Regions from separate parts of the Homo sapiens genome. Here all the other regions are linked to region 3. The links are chromatin loops, found by intact Hi-C in ENCODE. Cell type or tissue: CD4-positive, alpha-beta T cell. All regions are shown on one strand. Each heading gives the region's core, and the rest is flanking DNA. Links, peaks and the distances in the headings are about the cores only.

What was found. Peaks named below come from ENCODE experiments on the same cell type or tissue, not always from the same donor. Only the 100,000 strongest peaks of a DNase experiment are listed, where the experiment ranks them.
Region 1: it touches region 3 in a loop (13-fold over the local background); 2 of 110 quality-filtered maps call a loop at or near these places.
Region 2: a loop joins it to region 3, with 8 times the contacts of the local background. A loop is called at or near these places in 9 of 110 quality-filtered maps.

The regions. Positions count from the first base shown.
Region 1 is chr9:87,330,951-87,341,440 of GRCh38, reverse strand. No RefSeq gene overlaps it. Among named protein-coding and RNA genes, the nearest start is that of DAPK1, 160 kb to the left of the region's middle. RefSeq lists a silencer at 4,804-4,973. In CD4-positive, alpha-beta T cell, for the core only: a CTCF peak has its summit at 4,369 (motif pointing left); a DNase peak (open chromatin) is centred at 4,390; H3K4me3 peaks cover 591 bases; H3K27me3 peaks cover 1,749 bases.
Region 2 is chr9:88,168,089-88,178,578 of GRCh38, reverse strand. No RefSeq gene overlaps it. Among named protein-coding and RNA genes, the nearest start is that of SPATA31C2, 35 kb to the right of the region's middle. In CD4-positive, alpha-beta T cell, for the core only: CTCF peaks have their summits at 4,757 and 4,972 (motif pointing left); a DNase peak (open chromatin) is centred at 4,988.
Region 3 is chr9:88,997,420-89,007,909 of GRCh38, reverse strand. S1PR3 (sphingosine-1-phosphate receptor 3) reads right to left here. Exons shown (of 2, transcript NM_005226.4): 2 at 2,755-6,856. The coding sequence starts at 6,709. The coding sequence ends at 5,573. It overlaps SHC3 (SHC adaptor protein 3), which reads left to right. Exons shown (of 12, transcript NM_016848.6): 12 at 1-2,139. It overlaps LOC124902206, which reads right to left and starts at 392. Exons shown (of 1, transcript XM_047424308.1): 1 at 1-392. The coding sequence starts at 392. RefSeq lists enhancers at 8,363-8,862, 8,863-9,364. In CD4-positive, alpha-beta T cell, for the core only: a CTCF peak has its summit at 6,775 (motif pointing right); a DNase peak (open chromatin) is centred at 6,759; H3K27me3 peaks cover 767 bases.

The DNA.
Region 1 (10,490 bases), core at 1,914-6,913, 1.7 Mb after region 3:
CAAGCAACACAGGGCAGAGAAGCAAACACCTCACGCTTGTTTGTCAGAAAGGTCTCCCGGAATCTCTGCTTTAGCTGCTTAGTTTGTTCTGAAATCCTCGGGATTTTCCCCCCAAGTTCTCTGGAATTTCTGGCTGATGAAAACACAACTTTCTGGGGGTTCTCTGAAGGAAGATCATCCTGTTGTGACTTCGGCTTTGGAAGATAAATTGAGTCAAAGCAAAGAAGAGCTTAGGGATGTGGACCAAATGTTGCTAGGGCAGGAAGTCCTTTAGATAGGCACAAACAACCACTTCTGAACAGTTTTGTCCATCTTGCCTGTTAAAGAAAAACAGTCTGTAAATATCCAGTCTAGTTATTCATGCTCTTTGGAAGACAGCACAGTGGGGCAGTGAAGAGTGGGGCTTTCTGTAATAGATTGCCTGGGCTTGAATCATAGGTCACTTCTTTCTAGTGGCATGTCCTTGGACAAGTTGCTTCACCTGATGAAGTCTCAGTTTTCTCATCTGTAAAAAAGAAGGAGCAATCATTCCTATCTCCTTAAGTGAGGTGGATATTGAATAAAATGATCACTGTTTGACTTAATGTAAGGCAATAGAAAGGAAGTTCTCACTAATGTTGTTATAAATCCTTGTTTACTCTTAAACTTGAACAACTTATCTCTTATTTTTGACAGCTTGAAAATGTTGATTTCAACCACACATTTAGGGCATTTACCTTAAAAAATGTACTCTGCACATTCATTCTTATAGACATTCTGTGACGAAAGAATACTGTCATCCTAGGGAAGGAGCAAGTCTGCTCAGGGTTGGCTGGGAGAATGGAGCTCCACAACAACTGTGGGAGAAAAGCATTTATTGCCCTTGCTACACATCAGTGATCCACGTTTTCCAAATTGCAAACATTTTATAACCATGCCTGAGGCCGGGATGAAGACTGCCTCTCAGATTGACCTCATCTGTAGTGCTTTCTGCTTTTGCTAGAGCCGGGGTGCATGGCCTAGGCCTGGTGCTGCCTCTGCTTTTGAGAATTAAATGGGAAGTATTGGGGGTGAGGGGGTGGGAGGTGTATACTCTAGGGATCCAAGTTATTGTTGCCACGCCCACTTGCTTTTTTCCTTTCTCTTTTTGATACCCCAGGTGATGGGAACAGCAAGGCAAGGTGAAATTAACAAAATGAAGGACTGCTTGTGCCTGGTCTACAAAGTGACATTGCTTAGCAGCAGGGTCTCTCTGTCTTTGCGGTGCATGGTGGATTTTTGTTTCTTCAGGCTTTGCTTTTTTTTTTTTTTTGAGATGGAATCTTGCTCTGTCACTAGGCTGGCAGGCAGTGGCACAATCTCGGCTCACTGCAACCTCTGCCTCCTGGGTTCAAGCGATTCTCCTGCCTCAGCCTCCCGAGGAGCTTGGACTACAGGCTTGAGCCACCATGCCCGGCTAATTTTTGTATTTTTAGTGGAGGTTTCACCATGTTGGCCAGGGTAGTCTCGCTCTCTTGGCCTCCTGATCTGGCTGCCTTGGCCTTCCAAAGTGCTGGGATTACAGGCGTGAGCCACTGAGCCCAGCCAGATCAGGGTCTGCTTTTTCATAAAGGCAATGCGGGTAGTGGGTGGAGGTGTGAGGGTCCTATATGGGCCATAAAGAAAGAGAACTGGGAGTCTGGGTGCAGTAATGGGGAAGATCTTACAGTGAGTAGATTTTGCTCTAAAATAAAGGAAACACTGGCTAAATTCTTTTCCTTGCAAGAGTTAGAATAGAACATGGTATGCAGGAACTGCTTCTGTTTTCTTGTAAAATAGTGCCAGCAAACTATTCAGGTCATTTGCTCGACAGTTTTTCTCTTAAAAAATTTAAAATGTTGGGGCCGGGCATGGTGGCTCATGCCTGTAATCCCAGCACTTTGGGAGACCCAGGTGGGTGGATCACAAGGTCAGCAGTTTGAGACCAGCCTGACCAACATGGTGAAACCTGGTCTCTACTAAAAATACAAAAAAATTAGCTGGGCGTGGTGGCGGGTGCCTGTAATCCCAGTGACTTTGGAGGCTGAGGCAGGAGACTTGCTTGAAACCGGAAGGCGGAGGTTGCAGTGAGTGGAGATTGCGCCACTGCTCTCTAGCCTGGGCAAAACTCCGTCTCAAAAAAAAAAAAAAAAAAACAACTTAAAATGTTGTTATTGTTAGTCAAAAAATTTCTTTTTTCTCTTAAATTTTGTTTATTTCTAGGGCTGCCATAACAAAGTGCAATATTCTAAGATTTTGTTTGTTAATTAACTTTCCAGTTCACAACTCACATTTCTTAACATTTCAAATGTAAAGTTAGCCTAGAACAGTTGTACATTCAGTACTATCAGAATTTACAAGCTTAATTCAACGACATCTAGTTTCAAATAGCTGCAGTACGTATTTTCTCTTTTCAATTATGCATTCACTCTCTATTCTGATTATTTCAAGTTATGCAAATCAAGCTAGAGAAGAGATTTAATTTAATCAACTGTGGGTTTGCCTACACGGATTTGAATATTAGCTGTCGTCTATATGTAAATGACAAGAGTGAAGAGAACCTGTTGCTAAGCACTGTGACCAATTCCTGATGCAGTCCTTGAAGGTTAACCTTGTCAGACTGTTAGGGAAACAAGAGCATAGGAGAGTCAGAGTCACGTCATTTGAAGTTCAGCTCCATCTTGACACTAATAAGGCACATTCCTTGCTGGTCACAACCCACAGCCCTAAGATGTTTACAGTTCAGAAAACAGCTTGATGATACCTGCAAGGACACACTCCTATGACAATGGAATGTCCAGATGTCCCAATATCCATAACAATGCATGCTTCTAAGGTAATTACACGTATGATTTGATGTATTTACACACTATATGACTAGGAGAGTTTTCTTTGAGTCAGCAAAAAATAAGCAATTTTGCCATGCTGTCAGCCCACCTGCACAGAGACATAGCTTATCTTTTGCATAGAAAAGACCCCCATGTAAGAAAAACAAAACAAAGATGAAGCGTTCCTCCTCTTGCTTTCTGAGGATCCCTACTCTGTAACTGCGTATCTTTCAATCAACTCTCTCTTCTCACTGCACTCTGCGACCCGCCTTACATTGTTTCCTGCGTGAGATCCAAGAACCCTCTTGGGGTCTGGATTCAGGACTCCCTTTTCTGGCAACAAGACCTCAAAGCCAGACTCAAAAAGTCAGATTGGTTGCGGGAGATTGCTCGGTGTGCTCTGGAGGAGGACACCTCCCCCCAGGTCCGGTGACTGGGGGGATTCTAAAAACCAGATGCTTTTTTAGACATCTGCCTGTCGTTTATGGTTTATGAGATAGAAAGATTGAACAGGAATATGAGAGAGGAGTGAGAGATCGTTTCTGCCTACAAAGAATTCTCCATTCACTCAAATGAAGCTGCGTTCTTTGCATTCCAGACCGAGAAAGGAGGCTAAGGTATCCATCCCCCGAGGAAAAATAGGAGACTAGATACTTGGCGCTGTTAGCAATCTGGGAGGAGCGAGAAACCTTCAAATCACACAAAGGGTCAAGAACAGGGAAATCATCAGCCGAGTGAGTTCTCAGCAGAGGACCACATGAGAAAGGTGGCCACCCCTCTAGCCAATCATAAACAGAAGACTCACTCCTTAAAGTGCGAACATGGCTCTTTGGTGGGGAGAAGAGATAAGAGGTGGATTTTTACGGGGTTTATAAACACACCATCAGCTCATCTTGAAGACGCAAGAGAAGTTTTCAGGCACAGATGTTGTTTTGCTTTAGGAAGCTAGCGATGTGTTCTTCACAGGAAAGCTGACCAAATCCCAGAATTAATTATTCATTGTCTCCTTCCCCCCTCCCCCCCACACTAAACTGGGTCAGGGAGAGAGTTTCATATTTGTGTTGCTGTTACAGCGCCAGCTCAGAAGTAAAATGATTGGCTGAGACTTGGAGCTTAACAATTAACGTTAAATACAGGCAGCTGGCTGTGTTTTGCTTAAAAGCCACAATCAAGGAATCTGGCAATCTGGAATTTTGTGATGGCTGATGCCTGTTTGTTTTTTTTCCCCCCCCATTTGCACAATTGCGAGTCTTCTGGGAACTTTTCTTTTACTGACACTATGGTTTTGCATGTTTAAAAAATTGGCAGACATCCTCGGAGGTAACGCAAGGTGCCTCGGTGCCATACACAGCCAAGGTGTGCAGTTCCGCGGCCGCATGATTCATAGTTCTGCTCTGTTTGGTAAAAACAAACACTGAAGACGCGTTATCAGTTTATTAGTACAATGTTTAATTGTGCTCTTTTTTTTTCTGTTCTCACTCCGTTAATTGCTCATAAATGGGAAAACAAAAAGGATTGAGTCCTTTTAGCGGTCGGGCTGCTCTGGAGGTGAACTGTATTCTATTGCTTCTAGGGCCACCTTGTGGACAACAAGTGTATTTAGAAATTAGACTTACAGGATGGATTCATTGGGAAAGCGTAGTAGACTGGTAATATGACTTTGGAATTCTTGGTTATAAAATCTAAGTATAATGATAATGACTTAGTTTTTATTAGAAGAACATTCCAGAAAATGTCCTAATTTAGGAAAGGCTAGTAATTGTGGCGAGTATGGAAATCTACCCATCACCATAAAATATATAATGATAATCCAGATTTTATATTTTATAGTTTATTATCAATCATCTAAATTTCCTTACAATTCTTTCATGTGCTGGGGGTGGAGAAAAACCCAGGAGAGAGAGAGAGAGCCTGTTTCTCAACTATCTCAGTATTTCAGATTTCTTGCTGTTTTCCTCACCCCGCTAGATGGCATCTGGCTGCATGAAAGAAGTGACATAACCTTGGGGTGGTGGGAGGAGATACTGTGTCCCTGAGCACCAGTCCTTCATCTGCTAGTTGCAGATGGGCTGGGCCTTCTATGGGTCTCTGCATGGAGCTTGTTGTGTGCAGCTGGTCCCTTCTGGCTGCATGTCAGGTAGGGGTCATGAGTCCCCATGTTCCACAGACCCCATAGCTTTGTGATCTTTGGTCAGCACAGCTAATCTCAGAACCTTTGAGGACACGTTTGTGGATCTTCTGCAGACCATGCATAGGCTCTGGGGCACCAGTAACATTTTCTCAGGATGTCTACGTAGATATCTTATTCACCATTGCTAGTCCTGCCATGTTGGATGTGAGGGTATACCAAAGACCCACTTCCCAAAGACAGGCTTGGGAGTTTCCAAGTTTACCCTAAGGTCGCAGAAAGGGATAGATATCAAAGACATTGGCAACCAACCTCTTCACTCTGTTTTTCTCTCTTCCCTCCCATGTTCCATCTGGGCTAGAAGAGGAAGGTTCTTCTCCTTTCTGTATATCAGAAGTTTTCCTTTCATCACATCTTGCATTCTTTCTTTCTTTTTTTTTTTTGAGATGGAGTCTCGCTCTGTTGCCCAGGCTGGAGTGCAGTGGCACAGTCTTGGCTCACTGCAACCTCAGCCTCCTGGGTTCAAGTGATTCTTCTGCCTCACCCTCCTGAGAAGCTGAGATTACATGTGTGCGCCACCACGCCCAGCTAATTTTTATATTTTTAGTAGATACGGGGTTTCACCATATTGGCCAGGCTGGTCTTGAACTCCTGACCTCATGATCTGCCTGCCTTGGCCTCCCAAATTGCTGGGATTACAGGCATGAGCCACCATGCCCGGCACATCTTGCATTCTTTCTATCCTATGACTTACAGCAAAGCAGCAGAATCAGTATTGCCAAGCTTCACTTAGATTCTTCAGAATTGTCAAAACGATCCTATTTCTAGAGACACAAAAATACAATTTGTGTAGTCAAAGCAGAAAAATCAACTCCTTTTGTGCATTCCTGATGTAATTATTCTAAATCCTCTTAGAGGCAAATGGATGCTTCTGGCAGATTGAGTGAGTATATACTTGGAAATGCAAATAGAAAAACACACCAGTATTTCTCAATAACAAAGCTATTGGAAGATGATAGCATTAAAGATATTATCTTCATTTTATTATGTTATTTTTATTAGTCCCCAAAATGCAAATATTTCATAGTTTGGATAATAACTTGGAAAGCAAATAATGCAGCCTCTGTATTATTTCTCTCCTGCTGTTTCTTTCCTGACTTGACCAAACTAAGATTGGTTGATGTTTGGTTTTGCATTATAACCTCCTTAGAAGATAAAGGCAAGGAGACTGGGAGAAGCTGGTGCATTTTAATAGGAGCCTATTGTAAAGACATGAATTTATGCAGGACAGCCTTCTTGCCAATCCAGTACCTACACCAAAACAATATTAGCCCCTTCTAATCAAAAAGGAATTTTTATTTCTTTAGGTCAGTAGTTTTTTTCCTTTTTTTTTTTTTTTTTGCAACTTCCACCTCCAGGGTTCAAGCAATCTCCTGCCTCAACCTCCCAAGTAGCTGGGATTACAGGCATGTGCCACTATACCTGGCTAAATTTTGTATTTTAAGTAAAGATGGGGTTTCACCATGCGGGCCAGGCTGGTCTCGAACTCTTGACCTCAAGTGATCCACCCGCCTTGGCCTCCCAAAGTGCTGAGATTACAGGCGTGAGCCACCATGCCCGGCCTAGGCCAATAGTTCTTAACCCGAAGTGAATCATGTCATTTCACTTGGCAAGCATTTTCTAAGCGCATTTTAGCCTTTGATTTAGATATTCTAATTCACTTGTTCTGAGATTGGGCCTACAGAGTTCTGAGAACATTCCTTGTTAGGCATCATGGCTGAGGTTTATGGTCTATCCTCTTGTAATCCATTCTATCGGGCACCATCTATTGCTTTGTGCCATCAATTACCTCTTCTTCGGTAATGCAGTGTCTTGGCAGGGTGTGAAAGGTCACTTTCAAACTATCAGGGCCTGATGATTCATACTTTCCCCAGAGTCCTCTGCATATCCTGGACACAACCGCTTTCTATTTATTCATGGAGTGCCCTGGGAGCCCCAGCATGTCAAGGGACACTAAGATTCCCTGACACTTCCCTTGGTTTACACTAGACTGGGAAGACTATATAGGCATAGAGAGCCCCTGATGGTCTGTAGGATAAAACCATTGAATTCCTGAAAGAAAATCCACCACAAAGGAGGAATAAATAGTAATTGATTAAACATATACAGTCATGTGCCCCTTAAGGACATTTCGGTTGATGATGGACTGAATATATGATGGTGGTCCCACAAGGTTTTCATAGGCAGGCCTGCCTTATACAGGTGTACCACTTTTTAAAAATCTTTCATGCCACATTTTTTACTATACCCTTCCTATGCTTAGATATGTTTAGATACATGAATACCTTCCATCGTGTTATAGTTTCCTACAGTATTCTGCATAGTCACCTGCAGTACAGGTTTGTAGCCTAGAAGGAATAAACTGTACCATATAACCTAGGTGTGTGGTAGGCCGTGCCATCTAGGTTTGCATAAGTACATGCTATGACGTTCACACAATGATGAAATTGCCTTGCAACACACTTCTTGGAATGTATCACCATCTTTAAGCAAAGGATGACTATACTAATTGAACATCTACTATGTGCCACATGATGCGTTGGAGATACCTGACAACAAATAGACAAGCAATCGCCATTTCCACGGGGCATGAGAGGGGACAGGCAATAAAAACTAGAATGGGTAAATACCCAAGACAATGTCAGATAGCAATAGGACCTCTGAAGAGTGGTGGGTGTAGCAGGTGAAGCAGCAGGGATCTGGGTGAAGGAGGGGAGCATGGGTGTGCTTCGGTGTGGGGCTGTGCCTCCCCCAGGGCAGGGCACCCCAACATCACCTCCTCCTAGTCCTGCAGCCTCACTTGAGAGTGCTGTGACTCTTAGCGGAGGACAGGTCCTGGGGCATAAAGGAAAGATTGGAGTTCCAAGGGATCCAAATGAAAGGGCTGTGGGACCTTTCTTTGAAAGGTGGACATAAGGGTTGACAGAGGCCAAGCTGCCTGGGAGAAATAAGTGGAGGTGTGGACACAGGCCCACAGCACGTGAAGGTTAGAAGTCTGCAGGAGATTCTTTTTTTTGTGTGACAAGGTCTCGCTCTGTGACCCAGGCTGAAATCCAGTGGTGTGATCTCGGTTCACTGCACCTTGGTCTTAAACCATCCTCCCACCTCAGCCTCCAGGGTAGCTGGGACCACAGGCATGCACCACCACACCAGCTAATTTTTTGTATTTTTAGTAGAGATGTGGTCTCACCATGTTGCCCAGGCTTGTCTCGAATTCCTGAGCTCAAGCAATCCACCCTCCTCAGCCTCCAAAAGTGCTGGGATTACAGGCATGAGCCACCATGCCTGACTTCTACAGGAGAGTCTAGCAGCGTGGACTGGAGTCGAAGGCCAGGACAGTGGTGGCAGGCACCAGGGCAGAGGGCTGGTGGGCATGGAAGACCTGGAACACTGGGTCTGCAGAGCTCCCCCTGAAATCATCCCTTGGCTCCCATTCGCTCATAATCTGAGCAAGAGAGACCCTAGAAAGGGCCGGGGGGCACTCGGGTTGTCTCTGTATACAATCCTAAGGACTCACATAGATGTTCCTGGAAATAGACAGCAGTCACTGCTAATTAGCTAGCTAGTGGGTGCTCAGAGTATGGAGACTGGTGTATGAGAGGCAATGTGATGGCAAAGTCAAGTTGCCAGCCTCTGAAGCCTGGCCTGTTCTTATCTGTCATATGGTGAGAACTTTGAGGGCAAAGATTCTTCTATTTTCACCACCATGCAAAGTGTCCATGATAGTAGGAAGCAGTAACTCAAGAAATACTTACTAGTTTCTATTTGACTGTTTTGACCTTGGGCTTTATTTTTATTTATTTATTTTTCCATCCAAGGAAGCATCAAAATAAAGGTTGGTGTGTAAATCAGATTGATGTGGGTAAATCAGTAGTTAATAAAATTAAGATTTTTTTCTTCTTGATTCACTTGCAAGCATGACTTGGATAATTTGCAATTATATCTCAGGAAGAATTAAACAATTATATGATGCAAATGAGCTTAAAATGATGCCCTTTGGGATCAAATGCACACAACTGCTTTATCGCTGGAGATTTGCACAGGATTTGTATTTCAGCTGTCTAATGCTAGTAACAAACCACCCTAAAATTTAACAGCTTAAAACAACAACCATTTTATTATCTTTCCCAGTTCTACAAGTTGATTGAGCTCATTTGGAAGAAGCTTCTGCTACACATGATTTTGGCTGTGGCTGCAGTAATTTTGGGGCTTGATTGGGTTAAAATGTCCCAAAGGGCTCATTCACAGAGCTGGCCATTGCTGTGTATAGTGCTGGCCATTGCCTGGGACCTCAGCTGGGGCTTAGTTCTCTTTCATATGGCCTTCTCCATGTGTAGGTTGGGGTTTTTCACAATATAGCATCTTGAGTCTAAGAATAGGCACCCGAAAGGAAGGAAGCAGAAATTGTCAGTTCTCAGAAGGCTGAACTCACTTAAGGCTGCCTTTGAAGGCAGTCCACTTAAGGCTGGACCAATTCTGTTGGTCAAAGAAGTCATAGAGCCAGCCCAGATTCAAGAGGAGATGAAATAAAACTCCACTCACTGTGAGAGTGGCACACATGTGCACAGGGGCCCCATCTTTAGATACTACCTACCACAATATGCAAAATATACTCATCTCCTCTCCTCATATTAGCATCATGGTATTGGCTCAAACAAAGTACAGGATCATATTACTAGCTTCAAGCATGGATAGGAATCCTTGAGTGCAGCTTCTCTGGTGTGGTTTCTTGAGAGAAAATTCCTCTAAACTAGAAAGACAAGTTATCTGCCCTGTATACAACCTCTCACATAAAATGTGAAAAAGGGACAAGATAAATGCAATAAATGCTCCCATTCAAAAAGTGGGAAAACAACAGGCCAATAGCTTTAACTAGTTCATAGCAATTCTGAAATCCAGCCAGGCATGTGTTGTCATTTTTTGAATCAGGATCTCTTTCATGGTTCTCTGTGGTTCTTGACTCAGCTCTCTAGTGACCTGTTCTTTTCTATAAGAAATTATCTATGCTTGCAGCTGAGTAGGAGACAGTCTCAATCTCCTTTCTCTTTATAAGAGGTTAAGGACCCAGAGACCTCTTTTCATTTTGAACCATCTCTGTATCTTTTAGACCAAGTTAATATAATTCCTTTAAAAACCTTATAGGTTTCCTGTGCATCAAATTATAATTCCAATCCCTTAGATAAATGCGACACTCAGAATTCTCCTTGAGACAGGAGCATCTAAACCTTGGACTGAGATTAAAAATGCTATAGAACAAATCCCTTAAGATTCTTGGAAGCCCTTCTGTCTTGGAAATGAAGAAGGTTATTGAGGCACTGTCTCAAATCTTTCTAAGGTCTTACGCCTGCACTTTTGATTTGAACATTTTCTCTGACACTATATTTTACTTGCAGCAACCTGGGTTTAATACTTGCCTTAAGGACATTTCTTCCTTTGAGAATCTTTTGTTGAGTCCTGAGTTCTCAACGTGTTTTCTA
Region 2 (10,490 bases), core at 2,326-7,325, 830 kb after region 3:
CATGTCCATGACTCTTCCAGGTAAACCCAAATAAGGGAGAAAGGAGGCAATAACAGGAGCGGGGAGGAGTCCCTGAAATCCCCTCCTTTTCCAGAATACCTAATGAGCATTCCACCCCCTTATTAAAGAAACATCCGGGCTGGGCGCGGTGGCTCACACCTGTAATCCCAGCACTTTGGGAGGATGAGGCAGGCAGATCAGGAGGTCAGGAGATCGAGACCATCCTGGCTAACACGGTGAAACCCTGTCTCTACTAAAAAATACAAAATATCAGCCGGGTGTGGTGGCCGGCGCCTGTAGTCCCCGCTACTCGGGAGGCTGAGGCAGGAGAATGGCGTGAACCCGGGAGGCGGAGCTTGCAGTGAGCCGAGATCGCGCCACTGAACTCCAGCCTGGGCGAAAGAGAGACTCCGTCTCAAAAAAAAAAGACAGAAAGAAAGAAAGAAAGAAGAAAGAAAGAAAGAAAGGAAAGAAAGAAAGAAAGAAAGAAAGAAAGAAAGAAAGAAAGAAAGAAAGAAAGAAAGAAAGAAATAGAAAGAAAGAAAGAGAAAGAAACATCCCTAAAATAAGAAACCCAGCCTCCGTTGTGCCTGACTTGTTCTCACGGGCATGGCTACGCTCCTCTCAAGAGCACACTTTCGCTTTGCAATGGAAGCTTCTCGCCTTGCGCTTCATTCTGACTCGACTCCCCCCTGAATTCGTTCTTGTGATGCTGTCAAGAACCTGGAAAACCGGCTGGGGCTGGGGTCTCACTGGCATCCAGAGACCTTCCCGAGCCCTCCAGCAACACTCACAGCCTCTTTCTCTCGAGATATAAACAAAATTGCATGATTTTCACCTTAAAAGATAGAGAGCTATCCACCTCAAGTCTTCTTCATAGCCAAATTTCTAAAAATAGTTTCATTTCCCTCCTAACTTCCCTTCTGGCTCAACCCCATTTAAAATCTAGCTTCCACCTTCTTCCCTCTATTGAGACTACTAGAACACAGGACTCCAGTTTTACCCAGAATCATGAGAGTTGTAGACACTTCCCATCCTTCTCCTGCATGCCCTCCCGCTGACTTTTGGCACAGATGCCATCCCCTCCTTCCTTCCTCATTGCTCCATTTCTGTGATTGCTGCTCTTCTCTCCACTGCCACTTCGTTCTCAGTGACTTGAATGTTCAGATTTCTCTCCTTCTCCCAGTCTCTCACATCGTTCTCCTTAAAGGATCTGTGGATTCACCCAGCCCAAATGCCAATGACTGTCAAGTCTCTCTCTAGATAAATCTCTCTTTAGTACTCCAGACCAATCTTCCAAACTGCTGCCTGGGTTTCTACAATAAAAACCCAAACCACGATTTGCATCTTAACTTTATGTGCCCAAAGCAGAAGCTCTGTCTTCTCTTCATCAAACTTATCCTGTGTTTCCTGAGATACCTGGTTTGGGCATTTCCTACCGTGTCACTCAATTTCAAAACCTGGGAGCTGACCCGCTGATCTCAAGATAATCATCCAATCATTTTAACCCTGACTCCTGTAGTGGTGAATTCTGTGTGTCAACTTGATTGGGCCACAGGATGCCCAGATATTTAGCAACACATTGTATTTAATATATAATGGATGTGTCTGTGAAGGTGTTTCTGGAAGACAGCAGCATTTGAATTCGTGGACTGAGAAAAGCAGGTGGCCCTCCCCGATGTGGGTGGGCAGCGTCCAATCTGTTGAAGGCCTAAATAGAACAAAAAAGGTGGAAGAGGGTTGAATTCACTCTGCCTGGCTGTTGAAGCTGGGCCATTGATTTTTTCCTGCCTTCAGTGCTCCAGGTTCTCAGGCCCTCAAACTTAGACTGGAATCTACGAATCTACATCACTGGCTTTCACGCCCTCAGGCCTTTGAAGTACACCATCAACTTTCCTGAGTCTCCAGCTTGCAGGCAGTAGACCATGAGTCTTCTCAGCCTCCATAATCCTGTGAGCCAATTCCTCATAATAAATCTCTACACACACACACACACACACACACACATTCTATTTGTTCTGTTTCTTTGGAGAATTGTAATAATACTCCTAAATATTTCTCAGATTTGTCCTGCCTCTTTCACCATTGCCTTATTTCAGATTCATCTTCTCTCACCTGGATGAATGCAATAATCTTCTAGCTGAGTGGTTCTCAAAATGTGCTTCCTGGACCAGTAGCCGCAGCATCCGCCATGCTAGACCTTCTCACTAGACATCCAATTTAAAAGAATGTCCAAGTTATAAGACTCCAAGAATGTGACAGTTTTCTAAATTGTTTGCTTTATTAGCTAAAAACATGAAAGTGGATAAATCACACAGCTTGTCAAGATCCTGATTCTTTTTTGCATCCCCTTCCTCTGTTCAATTCTGTTCCAAAATTAAAGTGATTCAAAGCACCTGTGTTCATTAGCCACATGTTTTCTTTCTCATTTCCATCTGCATTTCCAAAGCCTTAACTGCTTACTATTTTTAGGAAGATGAAGGCAATAGATCTTTTGTTCTTTTTCTATTAACAAGGATCTGTACGTATCTAACACACAGTTCCCTTTTTTATGACTTTGGAACATCATGAAAGCATTTCATGATATTTCATTAAAAAACAAACCCTGAACAATGGTTTTAAACCCTGGGAAGAACTTAGAATCAAGATTTTTAAAATACAACTGAAAAACATGGTAGGAACAAAGTTAAACTGATGCTTGTAGTGAGAGGTGCCAGGCAGATGGGGCCATTGGCAGTGGGTGGGACCCTCTGCTCCCACAGTGACTGTTCCCACGCAGACAGGTGCAGTTTCCCCTTCAGCCATCAATACCTTTGCTACCATGATTACAGTTGTGTCAACAGGTTCTCAGGCTATTGTTCCCATTTATTTAACTGGGGGAGCTTTGAAAACCCCCGATGTCCAAACCAATGTCCTCAGACCCCTGGGATTGGAGGGAAAGCAGGGGATCAGGATGTTTTAAAGAGCCCTGGTGATTGCAGCGTGTCACTGAGGTTGAGAACCATAAATTAAACTGTTTCTTTCCAGAAAGTACTTACAGATTATGTGATTGATCTCTTGCTGTTCTTCTCCTGCTAATGAATGATTTTTTTCTGACAGAGACAATAGAAATTCAGTTTTTCAAGGAACTGCTTCTTTAGTGACCTACTGCAAAGGCAAAGAGGCAAAATGTCAACAACAACAATAATAATAATATCTAATGTCAGATGGCCATGTATAGGAATCCAATTATTTTCAGAAAAATAAACTATCAAGAAATTGGTTTTATAACCCATAAATGCAGAATTGAAAAGAAGAATCTTAGTTGGGAAAACTGAGATTAGATTAGTTTGATTTTTTAAATTATCAAATGCAAATGTCTCAGCAAAGATTATGTTGACTTTGTGTGTGTGTGTGTGTGTGTTTGTGTGTGTGAGCAAAATGCCTACTTTGTTTTTATCAACTGAACCAGCAAGTAACACTTAAAAGTCTCAGCAGGGGAAGACTTATGAACAATCAATCTTCTGGCTGCTGTGCAGCCAAAGGAGATTATTTGATCATCAATTATTAAGTAAGGAAAGTCAACATAGATGTCTCCAGATTCTAACATGTGCCCTAAACAGTTTCTTAAATAGGCTAGTATGCACCCAGTATGTTTGTTTATATTTATCATGGGTTTATATATATATATCCTTAAAATATTTTAAGTATACCATTACATTATAACACTGTGTTCATTATAACATATGCAAAAATAGAAATTAAAAGGGATAAATTGGAGATGAAATAAGCATTATTTAAAAATGCATTATATCTAATGATATAAAAACTTATTTTACTTTCACTAGAAAACATTATTCTAATACAGTAATGTGATTGGATGTGTATTGTTATTTTTGAAAAATTGAGCTTGAATCTTTTGATACAAATTCTTTTGTGAAGTTCTGGCTCTAGATTCCGTTTATTTTGATGCCTGGTTTCTATCTCCATCACTGTTGCAAAGGCTTCTTTGAAACACAAGAATCCAGACAGAAGCCTGTGGCTGTGCTGCCCTTGCCAGCTGTGCATCCCAGAGTCCAGGTCCACCTGCTGGCTTTGCAGAGATCTGAAGGGAATCAGGCTCATCTTTCCTGATGCAGTTCAGGCGGCCGTGCAAATCGATTAGAAGAGGTTTTACTTTTTATGTTTTATGAAGTGGGTTCTTCATTGGGAAGATTTCAAAACATTAAAAAAACTCTATTCCTCAATTTTTAAGTGTGTTATAAGAAATTTCACAATGACAGAATTTTCTCATCTCTCTTTCAAAAAAGTTCATTTTTTTCTCCTTGTTAGAATCTAAAATTTGCCTTGAAAGAGTAGATTTTTGTCTGTTCTTTTTTCGTTGTTGTTGTTGTTGTTGAGACGGAGTCTCGCTCTGTTGCCCAGACTGGAGTGCAGTGGTGCGATCTCGGCTCACTGCAAACTCTGCCTCCCGGGTTCACGCCATTCTCCTGCCTCAGTCTCCTGAGTAGCTGGGACTACAGGCACCTGCCATCACGCCCGGCTAATTTTCTGTATTTTTAGTAGAGACGGGGTTTCACCGTGTTAGCCAGGATGGTCTCGGTCTCCAGACCTCGTGATCCTCCTGCCTCGGCCTCCCAAAGTGCTGGGATAACAGGCGTGAGCCACCATGCCTGGCCGTCTGTTCATTTTTTGAAAATATATTCCAGGCAACAAATTACTAAGACATTTCTATTTATAGAAAAGTTTAACAACATTAGCACACTTTGGTTGTAATGTTTAAGTTAAAAACTCTGGTTTAAATATTTTATTATGAGATGATCTATAAATTACCATGAATGCCAAAGACTTTCTTGGTTGTTCCCTGTATAATTACGATACTTCTCAATTAAAAGACTTTCAACTTAATAATAACACCTATAAATTCACTTAATTGGATGTGGGCAGAAGTTCATGAGTAATAATTGAGTGTAGGGGGCGCTCTCATTATGGAATTTCTGCTTATTTCTCAGATGCCCCTGCCGCCCCCTTGTGACAAGGGGGCATAAACTCTGAATCCAAATGGTAGGTCTGATGGCTCCCTCCATGGGTTTGGAAATCGCTGGTCTAGACAACCAAGAAGGTGAGCGTTTACCAGGAATTCAGCAACTCTGCTGTTCATCTTTTTTAGTTTTTCATTTTATATTTTTGTCTTTTAAAGTTTTAATCATACAGGTGGTCTTCATTTCTTGCTATGTGTATTTCTACATATTTTTAATTAGGTTGTTATTATCAATGGGAAATTTAAAAAAGTGGTTATTATATGAAATTCTGAGCACCGTTGCTTCTGGATATTGGCCCTACCACTTACCAGCTTTTGACCTGGACAAATTACTAGCTTCTTTGTGCCTCAGTTCCCTCATCTTTACAATGGGGATAACAGTAATGTGTGCCTCTCAGGATTGTTATGAGAATGAAACTAGCTCATGTGTGAGAAACACTCAGCACAATGCCTGGAGAGAGTGAGCTGTCATTATGATGATGATGATTCTCCAGCCATCTCGCTGAGTTCTTTTTTCCTTATGATAAAATTTTGATTCTTTTAGATTTTCCAGGCATATATCATCTAAAAATGATAATTTGCCTCCTTCTGTCCTATATTTATACCTTCTTTATTTTGTCTAATAACAGGCAAAACAATTTAATAATGAGAATACAACTAAGTAATGGAGATAACACACAACCACATATGCCTGATTTTAATGGCATATTTTATCACTAAGTGATACATACACACACACACACACACACGTCTTATTGAATTATTGAAATATTTTTGTTTCTATTATACTTATGGCTTTAATCAAGCATGAGGCTTTGTTTGTTTTTTTGTTTGTTTTGAGACAGAGTCTCACTCTGTTGCCCAGGCTGGAGTGCAGTGGCGTGATCTCGGCTCACTGCAACCACCACCTCCTGGGTTCAAGGGATTCTCCTGCTTCAGCCTCCCGAGTAGCTTGGATTACAGGTATGTGCCACCACATCTGGCTAATTTTTGTATTTCTAGTAGAGACGGGGTTTCGTCATGTTGGCTAGGCTGGTCCTGAACCCCTGACCTCAGGCGATCCACCCTCCTCAGCCTCCCAAAGTGCTAGGATTACAGGGTGAACCACCACGCCCAGCCTAAGCATGAATTTTTATGTGATCATACAGTTTTTTTTAATCGATTTTTAATATGATTAATTATACTGGTTGATTTCCTGATATTACACCATCTTCATGGTGACTGAGATGACCTTAAACTTGTCTGAGGTTTATGATTTTATAATGCACTTAATAAGCTCTATTTATTAATATTAAGGATTTACATTAATATTTACATTAACATTAAAAAGTGAGATTTGTCTCTTGATCATGTTTAATGTTTCCCTTTGCTCCTCCTCATATTTCTGCTAGATTAATATTGTTACTAGGAACTTGATTGGATTCAAGTGTGGTTATTTGGGAGTCCCACCTCACAGATGCTGCTCTCTTCCATCAGAAGACTTTTATTGTCTGGCAATATTGTCTCTCTCTCTTTTTTTTTTTTTTTTTTTTTTGAGACAGGGCCTTGCTCTGTTGCCCAGGCTGGAGTGCACTGGTGCAATCACAGCTCACTGCAGCCTCAAACTCTGAGGCTCAAGTGATCCTCCCACCTCAGCCTCTCTAGTAGCTGAAACTATAGGCGTGCACATCACGGCTGGCTATTTTTTTATTTCCAGTAGAGACAAGGTCTCACTACATTGCTCAGGCTTGTCTCAAACTCCTAGGCTCAAGGAATCCTTTCACTTTGGCCTCCCAAAGTGCTGGGATTACAGGCATGAGCCACCAGGCCCAGCCAGGCTGTCTCTTTTAGTGATGTCAGCAGCCAGTGATGCACAGAGCTTATATCTGTTAATTCAGTAGAAATTGCAAAATAGTGGTATTATAATTGTATCAGCCTTTCTCTTCAATTATCTGAAACACTAACTTTTCCTTATCTACTTCAATTTGTAAAGGAAAGATGAGAAGAGAGCTTGAAAATCTTATTTATTCCCCCATTAGCATCCTCCAGATGTGACCAAGGAGCCAATGTACTTTCTTTATCTTTTTTTCCTTGAGAGGGAAAGGAGTTGGGTGTATTTAATATTATTATGTATTTAGTATTATTATAAACCAATATGTTTAAACATATTTGATGTGCTTCAATCAATTGTGATTATTGAGCATCAAATTGTTCCACCATTTATCAGTGGGAGGTTTTTAGGTTGGCTCCTGAGGCCTTCGGATGCCACTTTACTTCTTTGTTATGTGGTTGGCTAGATGTTTCAGGTCATTTCTGCCCCTGACCAGGAATCAGCCATCTTTCCAAGGAGCCCTTGTTCATTCAAGTGAGCAATGGCCACAGAGACCACAGTCTGGGGCAAGGGCTGCTTCTAGCTTCAGGGTTGGTCAGTGGTTCTCTATTTATCAGCAGACAGAAACAGGACCTAAGTTGAGTTATTTTTGTTTCTTAAGGAAAAAAATACATCATAAATTAATACTTATATTACCAGTTCAAGTTCAGCAGTTCTCCTGTAGCTGGGCACAGTGGCTCATGCCTGTAATCCCAACACTTTGGGAGGCCAAGGCAGGCGGATCACCTGAGGTTAGGAGTTCAACATGGCAGAAATCTCGTCTCTATTAAAAATACAAAAATTAGTGGGGTATGGTGGTGGTCACCTACAGTCCAAGCTGCTGAAGCTGAGGCAGGAGAATCGCTTGAACCCAGCAGGCGGAGGTTGCAGTGAGCCAAGATCGTGCCACTGCACTCCAGCCTGGGCAACAGAGTGAGACTCCATCTCAAAAAAAAAAAAAGTTCTCTTGTAGAGCAGCATATTCACAGGGATGATGCTGATGATGATCACAATTTGCTTTCTTAGGTTATGCTTTTTTTCATAATAGATTCTTTGTTTATCTGTTTCATGCTATGTTTTCTTTGCTTTATACTTTCTATAAAATGTTTGCTCAGTTACATACGTCACCTTACCAAATTTAGCTATTTAAATAGGTAATGTACATACATGCTATAAAATTAAAAATAAAAAAGGGTCCATGTGAAAGGAAAATATTACTACCCCCAGGTCCAGGCCCCTCCGTCCCCTCAAGTAGCAACCTTGGATATAAGTTTCTGCTGCATCCTTCCAGAGATAGTGACAGTGCATTCCAGTATATGAGCGTCTTTCGTTCATAAATTATAGCACTCAATAGAAATGACCTTTTGCTTTCCCTTAAAAGTTGTATCTTTCAAGGTTCAGGGCACAAAGAAAAACTGCTCCAGGCATTTTAAACAGAAAAGGATTTAATGGAGGGATTTAAAAATTGTTAGGCTTCTAAGAACAACTCCTAGAACACAGCCTAAATGACTTCTCAAGAAAGCTTCTACCTCTGCAGAAAAGGAAATAGTATGTAAGTGCTGCCTGTTACTATTTTTATTATTATTGGATAGACAGATAGATGATTAAAAAGATTATATGATAGTAGAGTAACAATAATAGCAATAATAGATAGATGAAGATCAATAGATAGTTTTTCATTGGTGGATCAATAAGTTACTCAAAGTTCCTCTGCTGATGAGTATTATGTTGTGACCCATTTTTGCTCTGATGAATAATGCTGCATTAAGAGCCCCTGTATATTCACCTCTGTGCTCCTGAAAGCATAGATGTTACAAAATTTCTGGGTCTTAAATCACATCCATGTTAATATTTGACAGATATTGCCAAATTGCTCTCCATAGAAACTATAACAAATATTTGAAATTACTTGTTTCTCCATACTTCCACCAACAGTGTGAACAGTTTTTTAAACATTTCAAAATAAAATGGATGAGATGATGGATCTCACTGTGGTTTTCCTTTTCATTTCTCTTTTGGAGGTTATTCTTACATTAAGGAAGTAATACTTTGTCACATGCATTCAGTATTTTCCCGTATTATATTTATCTTTTAAACTTTGTGTTCAGCATTTTTTTAATTTTATGAAAAAGTGTGTCTTATTTTTAGACTTCTAGGCTTTGTATTATAATCAGAAAGTCTTTCTCACTGATATTATAAAATTAAAACACAATCATTTTCCCTGAATGTTCTGTATTTTAATTTTTTACACCTAAATTTTTATCTGGGCTATATTTATATTTTTACAGGAAGGCTTTTGATATTTGTATATGAATTGTATTTCCACCACCCTACTGAAATGTCTTAATTTCTTTACCAGTGTTTTTCTAGTTCATTCCTTTCAGATTCCTTGATATACACTGTGTCTCCAGCACTAAAAGAATATTTGCACCACCTTCTCAATTTCCTTCCATTCGTCCTTCTCTGTTTTCTTCTTTTACCTTCTTCCCTCCCTTCCTTCCTCTGATTTTATCAGCTAGTGTCTCCAGAACAATACTAAATAATGGTGTATATCCTTGTCATATTTCTACCTTATTGGTAACCTTTCAGTACTTCTCCATTAAATATAATATTGGATTTTACATCAATTATAAGGAAAATATTTTTCCATTTTATTAAGAAGTTTTAAGGAATAGATTTCAAAATTTGATCAAATCTTTTTTCAACATCTATGGAGTTGATTATGTTTTTCCAATTTTATCTATAAATATGATTAATTTTATTGATAGATTTTCAGTATTGAGCCATCCTTGTATTCCACTTATGAAAACAATTTATCATGATATAAAATGCGGCTGGATTCGATTTCCTACTATTTTACTTTGAATTTCTGCATTAGTAATTATACTTCAAATTGCTTATGAGATTATTTCTTAGTGCTATCCACTTCAGAATTTGGTGTCAGCATTATGCTGACTACATAAAAATTTTATGTTTCCCTTTCCCCCTGTGCTTTGGAAGCCATTTAAATATCTTTGGTTTACCTCAACCTTAAAGGTCTGTAGACTTCATTTGTAAAACCATCTGTGTTCTTTTCTCCCCATGGGGGTAGTCTTTTGAAACCATTCTCTCATTACTTTTTGATACTCGAATTGTTAATATTTTCTAAATAGTTTCCATTTATTTTTCCTAGAAAATTATCAATTTTATTTACTAGGTATTCTAATATTCTTTTATATATTTTAGCTGATTTTAGGTTTATTAGTTTTTTTGCTTTTTGTTTTGAGATGGAGTCTCATTCTGCTGCCCAGGCTGGAGTGCAGTGGTTTGATCTCTGCTCACTGCAACCTCCACCTTCCAGGTTCAAGTGATTCTCCTGCCTCAGTCTCTGGAGTAGCTGGAATTACAGGCATGCCACCATGCCCAGCTAATTTTTGTATTTTCAGTAGAGATGAGCCATGTTACCCAGGCTCCCCTCAAACTCCTGACCTCCAGTGAACGGCTTGCCTCAGCCTCCCAAAGTGCTGGGATTACAAGCATAGCCACCATGTCCAGCCCCATCTTTTATTTTAGTGTTTCAGTTAGTTTATTTTAGATCTGTCTTTTACATATTACATATACATTAGGTTTTGCTTTGTGATT
Region 3 (10,490 bases), core at 3,685-8,684:
GGCTGTGGCATCAGCCATGGAGGATGGTCCTGGATGCTGTAGGATGTGAGATCCAGCACAAAGAGAACAAGAACAGGACATGAGGACCACAGGGATTGGGGGAACCCACTGTGGGAAATGACAGAGAAGCCAGTGGGGGAAGACAAAGAAAGAAGAAGGTGGAGGCAGAATAAAGGTGAGAAGAAGGGAAGGGGAGGATAAAACAAGTCCAGATTTAGATCTTCCTTCATGCAGCCATGCATAGCTGTCTGAGGCCAGCAGGGAAGGAGGAGAAAGGGAAGGTGTGGTGGAGGAGGCTGTGCTCGTGATGTCATGCTTTCGTGTATTCCCAGGTGCAGCTGCATATACTTGGCACAGTTTCTTGGGATTTCTAGCCAGTTTCTTGGCCTCATTTGTGCATTAGTTAATATGTGGCTGGCCCTGTACTGGGATGGTGGGATAGAGAAGTGAATGTATGAGGCCTCTGCCTGAGTTTATAACCTAGAAAGAAATAAAGACACACACACACAAAGGTGTTGGAGTGTGACAAGCCTTAAGGTACCCGTGTGTCCAAGTAAAGTAGAACCAGCAAGGGTGGAGTGCCCAGGTCAGTCTGGGGACTCTGGAGGCTTCGCACTGCAGGCGTCAGATACTGAGTGTTAGTGGCACGGAGAAGAGTGTGGAAGGCTCAGGATGGGGGTGGACAGCCTGGAGTTGTCACTCTCAGTAGAGATGCTAGAAGGGGCGGGAGGTGATCCCAGCCTCCCTTCTTTCCTCCTCCTGGCTGTCACAGATGCTCTGAATTGATGAATCCTTCAGGCCAAAAACACACAGGCTCCTTCCCTAGGTCTGGAAAAATGGTTCTCGCTGAAAAAGCACCAGGAATAAAATCTCATACAATTTTAGGTGTCTATTTTGTTGTCTCACCTTGAAATACTGCAGACAGAAAAACATGCACATGGGGAGCTGTGGTCCTGAGCTTTGAGGTAATGAATTCCCACTCATGTGATCATTTTTACCATAACCAAAGTTTCTAACCATCAAAATCAAGTGACAATTAAAACAGGCATTAATGGATAAATCCGTCTTTAAATATTAATGGGGTTAATTTTGTTAACAGCTATGTGTTGGTTGCAAGTGGAATGTTCTCTGTTCATTTGACTTTTGAATATAACTTGTTCCAGAATATTGTAAAATTAAGTATGTGAATGTTTCTTTGTATTCAGAATTAAACATTTGGTGTTAAAATCCCAGGATTAGGAGACAACTCCATGTAAATTTAATGTGTAATAATAAGATAATAACTTTTTAAAAAGCATTTGGATGGCAAATTATACATACTGACAAATGAATATTATCTGAAAGTTGTTTTGTTTCCATTAACTTTTGTGAAACAAAAAGAATTACTGTAACAGTCTATGTCTTGGCGTATTGCCAATTCACCACTTTCTACTTTGTGCTGGAACAGAACTGGCTTTTTTGACATCCCTGAGGAGTGGAAATGCAAAACGAATTTCAAGTTCTCTAATCTTTGTTCTATGACAAATGAAAAAACCTAAGTTATCTGGTGTTTTGGAGATTTGAGAATACAGCAGGTGAAGAGAATTAGCTTAAATTCCCTCCTCCCTTTTGATAAATCCACAGGGATTCCTTCACTCTGTCAGGAAATGGTGTGGTTTCCAAGCATTAGCCCTTCATGATCTGTCTGGTGCATTTCTGTGCTCCTGGGATCGCCAAGTGCAGGCACGGCATCGCATCCCCAGGTGTCATCCTGTGACCCAGGAGGGGAAGATGACACACCCAATTTAGGTAATGCTGCACTTCTTGTTATAATTGGTTATTGGAAAATGTGCCTTTATTATCAGAACAGTGGTGTGCGCATTTCTGATTATGGAGCTAACTTTTGGATATCTGACTTAGATACTAAAAACATTTGGGTGTTGCAGTTTTGCACTTGTAGATACAACTTAAAAGCATGAAACTGGTGATTTAATTAGATGTTTTCTATAAAATGCACCTTGTTACATTTCTGTGAAAGGGTCTTACCAGCGTGGAATAACTGGCTCAAGGGTTGAGAGAAACAACCATTTTCTAAACAGTTAATTGTTTAAAGGACTATACATGTAAGTCTGCAGGCAATAAAGGCTGTTGTGAAAAGTATCTTTCATTTGGATGATGGATTTTGTATTGCCTCACAAAAGAGAGGAGGGGAGCTTGAAACTTTTCTCTAAGAAGTAGGTATTTTCAGTGATTCCCTGGGGGACTGCTTAAAAAACAGTCACAACAAAGCCTCGTCCCATTCATCAAGGCTGCGGAATGAAAATGCATCCGGGCAGATGTACTCCTAGAGAACTCACCTTACCTTCTAGCTCTGGGGCGGGCAGCTGCGTCCTCACTTGCGTTGGGACATTTCATCATGAGTTGTAACAAGCATCGCTACCAGAACAGTTATGCCGAGCACTGGCCTCCTCTTTACATAGCAAGTGGGACAGAGAGGCTAAAATGGACCGTTTGTGTGGGAGAAAGCTAGTGTGCAAAGGTTGGTTCTGACCTATTCTCTCCTGCTGCATAAACAACAGCAAATGGGGCAGGACAAGAGGTCCCATGTCTTTGAGCTGCACTTTTATTACCATGGGTCTTAGAAATTTCTCCCTATCAAAAGACCATTCTCAAAATAGTATGACCTACCAAAATTGGTGTAAATAGCACCCAAGGCACAGACGCTTCATTAAAATACCACCTATGATAGTGGGTAAGAAGAAAGGGGAAAGGTTATTTGGGGTTCTGAATGTGGTTTAATTCCTGAAATGCTAAGAAACACAGGTGGGTAGCAAGCCTGCAACAACAGTGCGCACCCCTGCAGTGGGGAGGGCACCCGGTGAAAACGATAAAACAATCCCATCACATGGACTACGAAGAGTGGGTTTCCACAAAGGCTTTTGGTTTTATTATTATTATTTTTAACAAACATACATTGGAAATAGTAAAGGTTTCTAATTGAAAAGAGACCTAATGCATAGTTTCTCTGCAGCATAGAAGACCACCTGTTTCCAAACTTCAAGGTTAGGGCTTTGAAACATTCCCTGGTAAATTATCTCCAGCTGGCTAGCTAGTTAGGCATATTGGTGCACATTGGTATCAAAGGTGATTATTTTTTGCATTTAGCAAATGAGCGCTATTACTTTTTTGATGTATTTTTAATTCAGATTGCTCAAAAGTCTTGTTATTTCAAGGGAGCCTTATGTCATACCACAAATATTGATACCTCCTAGTGGAAATGGTGGCTGTGGGCTCCCTAGTAGAGTTAATGGATGAAGGCTGAGATACTTAGATACTGCGGACATCAGGGTTATGGAGCAAAGTGTTATGAACAATAGCTACAGAGAGCTCCAAGTCTCCCAAAGCAACTCATAACTATAACACAGATAAAGTTCCAAAGTCATTTCATCACCTATGTGAAAATGCAATACTGAATGTTTTGGCTCTCTGATGCATTTTGTTGTTGTTTTATTTATTATTATTATTATTTTTTGAGACAGAGGGTCGCTCTGTCACCCAGGCTGGAGTGCAGCGGTGCGATCTTGGCTCACTGCAATCTCCGCCTCCCGGGTTTGAGCAACTCTCCAGCCTCAGCCTCCCGAGTAGCTGGGACTACAGGCACGTGCTATCGCATCCAGCTAATTTTTGTATTTTTAGTAGAAACAGGATTTCACTATGTTGGCCAGGCTGGTCACAAACTCCTGACCTCAGGTGATCCACCCGCCTCAGCCTCCCAAAGTGCTGGGATTACAGGTGTGAGCCACTGCGCCCAGCCTGTTGTTGTTTTCTTAATCCAGTACTTTAACGTTTTACTGTCCTAGAAATGCCCTGTGTTTTCTCATGCTATTTCATAAGAGAATATGCTACTTTTCATTGATGTCAAGAAGGCAACAGAAATGCTCCTGGGGAAGATCTCCTTACAAATAGGTTTCATCTCATCAGTAACAAAAATTAGAAAAGCCTTTGGTCAGCCCATGGAGGTGAGTTACTCTGAACCTATGAAAATGTCTCTTTATAAGAGCAAATTGCATCAGATGACAAAACAGGAATCAATTTCTCTTAGAAAAAGTTAGTAATGTGTTAAGACTACTCTTTTAGGTTTTATTCAGGCAAATGCTCACTGAACCTAAAATACTTTAGGGGACTCTGATGGGAGGTTCCTTTGAACGCTGGTTGGTTTTGTCCTTGTTTTTAAAGAGAACTCAACACAGCAACTGTGTGCTTATGAAAGTTCTACAAACGTGTTCACTTTTCTTTCCATCTATTTGTATAATACGTACAATCCTTGGGGAAGAGCATGTACAAAAATGTCTTCTAAGTAATCCCTTTACAAGGTAAACAGACTGCTACGGGTTCAACTTATGTTGAAAAGTAAAATTACAGCATCACATAGGTATTATTACATTACTCTGAAGAATGCATAAACTGCCAGATCACATTTTCTAACCTGAAAATTAAACTTCTTTCACTGATAGTCACGATCAGTGCCAGCTTTCAGGATGCTGTGAAACTGCCGGTGGCCACAGCTACTTAGCTGTGATGCCACGGGGGATTACTGACTTGCTGCTTTTCTAATATAGAAACAAACTCAACATAGAATCAAAGTGCTGTCTTGTGAATCTCTGCTCATTTCCTGGACAGCTTCCATTTCCTGAAGCAGACCCCTGCCCCACTGGCGTGGGAAGGTGAGCCAGGCCAGCCGTCTGCTTCTGCTTCTCCTTCATAGGCTCTTTCTTTGGCCCATCTGGGGGCACAAGCTCCTGGGTGATCTTGGCTGGCTCTTCTGTAATTTGCAGAAACCTGAAAACCATCACATAATTGGGCTTTGGAATACGATTAAAATTACGCAGGGACAAATGACTGAAAGGACAGGACACAGGGCTGGTGTGGGTCAGACCCACACATCTGGGGCCAGCCTTGGACAAGCCTTTTTGGGGAATTTGAACTTTTAAAACTTGGTTAACATGAGAATCATGTCAGTCTAAGGAGACCAGGGATGGCATGTCCACCTAGTTCAAAACAATGTCCTTGTACTGGGGGTTCAGTCTGAATCCACTTGTATAACCTGTTACCTGTGTGTTGTATGGAGATTCTATGTAGGTACCACATGGCAAACACCTGCAACACAAATTCTGTGTAACATAGAGATGTACGAATATACAAGCATCCATTCTACGCACAGGAAATGTAGTGTAAAATCATCAAAACACCATTCAGAGGCACACGGAGAGGGTCACACAGCATTGTGTGGCCCACGACCTTCCCTCTCTGTGAACAACAGGGAGGGTGTCTAGGATGCAGCAGAAGGCAGTGGATGATGTCAGCAGCTTAGTACATCTGAAAGACTCTGGAGCCCAAAGTGGACAAGGCACGTTGTTTACACTGAAGCGGGGTGGTGATTCCTTGGGCCCCCTCTGTAAGAGACATCCACACTGGGCAGGCTGTTGGTCAAAGTAAGGTAGCTCTCCCGAGTCACAGCTCTTGAGGGGCCCCTGTGGAAGCGACGCATGCAATAAATAAGAACACAGCCGCAGAGCAGGGCGCATGGAGACGATCAGTTGCAGAAGATCCCATTCTGAAGTGCTGCGTTCTTGTCCATGATGCAGGATGAGGGGGCTGTGTGGGGCAGGTCTTCCTTGACCTTCGGAGAGTGGCTGCTATTGTTGCTGCTGCTTGATTTACTTCTGCTTGGGTCGAGCGCAGGCTGGATGGGTGAGGCGCGGGCCCCCCGTCCCCTGACCAGGCAGTTGCAGACCAGACGGAAGAAGGCCCGCCGCATCTCCTTGCTGGCCAGCGTGTAGATGACCGGGTTCATGGCGGAGTTGAGCACAGCCAACACGATGAACCACTGAGCCTTGAAGAGGATGGGGCACGCCTGCACCCTGCAGGCCACATCAATGAGGAAGAGGATGAAGAGTGGGGACCAGCAGGCGATGAACACGCTCACCACAATCACCACGGTCCGCAGCAGTGCCATGGACCGCTCCGAGTTGTTGTGGTTGGCCACCTTACGGCTGCTGGACTTCACCAGGAAGTAGATGCGTGCGTAGAGGATCACGATGGTCACCAGGATGGCCGTGAAGATGCTGATGCAGAAGGCAATGTACTTCTTGGAGTAGAGGGGCAGGATGGTAGAGCAGTCAGGGAGATTGTGCAGGCAGTTCCAGCCCAGAATGGGCAGGGCGCCCAGCGTGAAGGCAATGAGCCAGCACATCCCGATCAGGAGGAAGACGCGGTGCCTCTTGTTGGCGTCGTAAGGCCTCATTTTGATCATTGTCAAGTGCCGCTCGATGGCGATGGCCAGTAAGCTGCAGGTGGACGCCCCAAGGGCCACGAACATACTGCCCTCCCTGAGGAACCAGACCGTGGGAGACAGGCTGAACGTCTTCTTGCCAGACATCAGAATGTTGACCTTGTAAGCGATGCCGGCCAGCAGGTCGCAGAGAGCCAGGTTGCCAATGAAAAAGTACATGCGGTTGTGAAATTTATTGTTTTTCCAGATGGCAATCAAAACCATCAGGTTCTCCAAGACGATGAAGCTGCAGATGACCAAGAAGAGCACGGTGGTGAGCGTGCTGCCCTCGGAGGCCTCCTTCAGCCTGCCCGCCAACTTCCCCACGTACTGGTAATGCTCCCGCAGGGTCTCGTTCCCCCGCACCGGCTGGAGACGCGGCGGGAGGGCAGTTGCCATCACTTGGCATTCACAGACGATTAGCTCCAAAATCCACGAGAGGGCGCCCCAGGAACATTCATTTCAAAGGGAAGCGGGGCTGAGGTTCCGGCTTCATTCAGCAAGGCGTGCAGGCCAGACTCCAGCGAGGGCGTTGAAAAAGGGCTCCTGCCAACAGATAAAAAGAGGGAGCGACCATTGATAAAACGATCGCCGCCTAAGGGGCCACGGCAACGCTGTTGGAGAAAGGCATGAAAAACGTGGAAGTACTGGGATGGCTAGCCACGTCAGGCTGCAGAGAGGGTCTTTAGACACAGGCTAAATTCCTAAGTGATTGGGGGACACCATGGGAAGCGATTTGGTGTCTGGAGTTGCCGGGAAGGGAAATTCAGTGCATGAATTATTGAATCCTGTAACAAAGATACACAGACCCAAGTACAGCTTCCATCTGGAAATCTCCAGGCACTAGAAAATGCTAACTAGTCCTCATCTAGGGCATGGGAGCTGGTGACCCATTATCCCAGTTACTCAGGGAAAAGCAGGATTTTCTCAGGACCAAAAAGCAGGATGGAATCTGAATGATGCCGGTTCAATTTCTAAAACCTCCCTGGTGAGTTTTACAGTGACATCGTGGGAAGATCCCGCACTTCCCAGATGGCATCCCCTGGATCCAGGCCCAGAAATCAGGTCTGTATGGGCTGTAGGTCGGCCTGGCAGAGAGCCCTGAGGCCTGACCATGCAGCCATCGAGGGACCAACAGTGCATGTCTGGGCAGTGCCCATGCAGACACCGCACTCGTGAGCAGTGAGTCCAGAGCCCAGCGAAGACAGAACATCAACCTGCAAAAACGGGACCCAAGTCTACAGATGATAAAGGAAGGACAGGAAAGCAGTGACAATCACACTGACTGAGTCTGGCTTGAAATTCAGAGCCCTGAATATCAAATAGAGCATGGGTGCATGTGAGCCAACAGAAAAGTGGCACATTTGGGAACACAGCGAGAGAGGGAAAGTGGTGAGTGAAGGCCTCAATGGATTCTGAATTCCAAACTCTTCCCCCACGAGACCTCAAACACTTGCACTCAACCACACCTGGTAATATCGATCAGCCTTCTGTGATGTTGATGACGCCACACACCCAACTATCAAGGTAGAAACCGCTTTCAGTGGACTCACTTATTTTATTTTATTTTTTATTTTTATTAAAAAAAATTTTCTTTTGAGACACAGTGTTGCTCTGTCACCCAGGCTGGAATGCAGTGGTGCGATCTCGGCTCATTGCAACCACTGCCTCCTGGGTTCAAGTGCTTCTGCTGCCTCAGCCTCCCAAGTAGCTGGGATTACAGGCACCCGCCACCATGCATGGCTAATTTTTGTATTTTTAGTAGAGACGGGGTTTCACCATGTTGGCCAGGCTGGGCTCGAACTCCTGACCTCAAGTGATCAGCCTGCCTCAGCCTCCCAAAGTGCTGGGATTACAGGCATGAGACACCGCACCCAGCCATCATTTATTATTTGAGTATTTAAATATGTAATTAAGTTCAAATGAGGCTAATTTAAAAGAGCCTACTGTGTGTATCCAGTGAATTTTTTTTAACTTTTACGATGTTTGAACCACAGCCCTAAATTTGCTTCAGAGACACATGAACAACTCACCAATACTATGGGCTCTGCATTTTAGGGTGTGATTGACTCTGAATCTCATCCATGCATGAGTTTATTCCCAGGTACAAATCAGTCCCTTGAAGATCCAGGGCTTGCCTGGGTGGGGCTGAGAAGCAGAGGTGGCTCCAAATGGTTTCTGTATCCTCGTGACCCTCTGGAGTGCTGAATGCTGTCAAAGCCCTCCTCTCCCTACATCAATTTGGGGGACCTGGATTTTCTGAGATGGCCCCTTGCTTCTTTGCAAAGATTTTTTTTCCAGTGTCCTGGAGCTTGGTGGTGTTGGTTGCTCTGGAAACCCCGGGGGCGGGGGGTTGGCGGGGGGTAGGATGTCTGAGCTGACGTCTGTGCTCTGCCTGGAACTGCCCTGACCCTTCCCAGCTGCCGCCTCCTGAAGTCACAGAGGCCTTGGGTCGAGGTCAGCTGGAATGCCAAGTGCTGGCAGAAAGGCTTATGTGTTGGCCAAGGCCCTCTGCTAACTGCAGAAAGAAAAAGCAGCCAAGTTCCAAGTCCAGGCTGATGATGCAGGATGAGAGGAGGTTGCCTGCCCAGATCTCTCCCATCACTCATGAGCCATGACAGGCAGCGCAGGGCCCGGGGCCTGCCTCCTCGAGCTGTGGCTCACCCATGCCAGCCCTACTTGGCTTCCCATTCACCTGAGAAGAGACCATGTCTTGCCTGTAGGTTCTCCTGGAGGCAAACAGGACAGTCCAGTGGGCAGCCTTCCCCCCAGCCCCTCCCTCTCTACCGTTTCTGAATTTTATTTAAATCTTGCCCATCCTTCAAGCCTCAAGTCAAATTCCACTTGCTCTGTAACATTTTCTGGAATCATGCCAGCCCCTGGTGACTTTTCTCTGAGGCTGCATGCCACTTCTGAAAACGTACTGCAAACTGTCTCTTTAAATGGGGCAATACCACAGTCAGCAGCATTTTCTGAGCATTGAGCTTATCCATTAACACAGGGACTTTCACCATGGGTAAGTTCACAGTACCCTCCCCAGCATCCTGTACACTGATGGGTGCTAAAAAGATACTGTCCTTTTAGTTGTTTTTGTTTGTTTTTTGTTTTGTTTTGTTTTGTTTTTGGGATGGAGTCTCATTCTGTCACCCAGGCTGGAGTGCAGCGGTGCGATCCCGGCTCACCACACCCTCCGCCTCCCCGGTTCAAGCGATTCTTCTGCCTCAGCCTCCTGAGTAGCTGGGACTACAGGCGCCCGCCACCATGCCCGGCTAATATTTGTATTTTTAGTAGAGACGGGGTTTCACCATGTTGGCCAGGCTGGTCTTGAACTCCTGACCTCAAGTGATTGCCTGCCTTGGCCTCCCAAAGTGCTGGGATTACAGGTGTGAACTACCACACCAGGCCTAGTATTGCTTATTATTTCTTTCTTTCTTTATCTGTGAACAGGAACTGGAGAATCACTATTTCTGATTTTCACTTTGCTGGGTTTCCACCCCTGATCAGGGGCCTCTCAGGGACACATGTGCTATGCCCGGCATGCACCCTGGCATGAAGCCGGGTATGAAGACAACCTGGGCCATCAGGCTGTCTCCTGCCACCTCCGGTACCACTGCACAGTGCTGATGGGGACCGCGAGGGCTCTGCCGTTTCCCACACGAACAGCCACTCATGCTCATGGAAAAGGCATGGAGCAAAGGCAGTCTGTGAACAGTGCCCTGTGCCAGCATCCTCCCTCCCATAGCAACTGGGGCCAGAGCCCTCACCATGCTGCCAAATGGATGACCTGCCCGGCTCACATTGCAACCAGAGGGGCCATCACCTGGCAGACAGCCAGCTATCCATGACACCACAGTGTCCTGGTTTATCCTACAGATTGCTGGGATACCCACTCCAGTATGTTGGGTTTCTGTCCCAGAAACCGACAAGCTGCAGACAAACCTTGGTTCCAATGTCAGTGATTCCTGAGGCCCCTTTTCCCCAGCTCACGTAGGGATTCAAGTACAGCTCCATGTTCCTCATCCTTTTAGGTAATACTGGCATGTCGTTATGATTCAGACTGTTCTTGTACTAACTCAGCTTGCCTCCTGTGCCTCAGTTTCCCCCATGACAACCTGACCCTACCATTTTATACATGTCCTGTCTCCTCTGAACCTTCTCCACACCTTTGCTTTTGCCATGC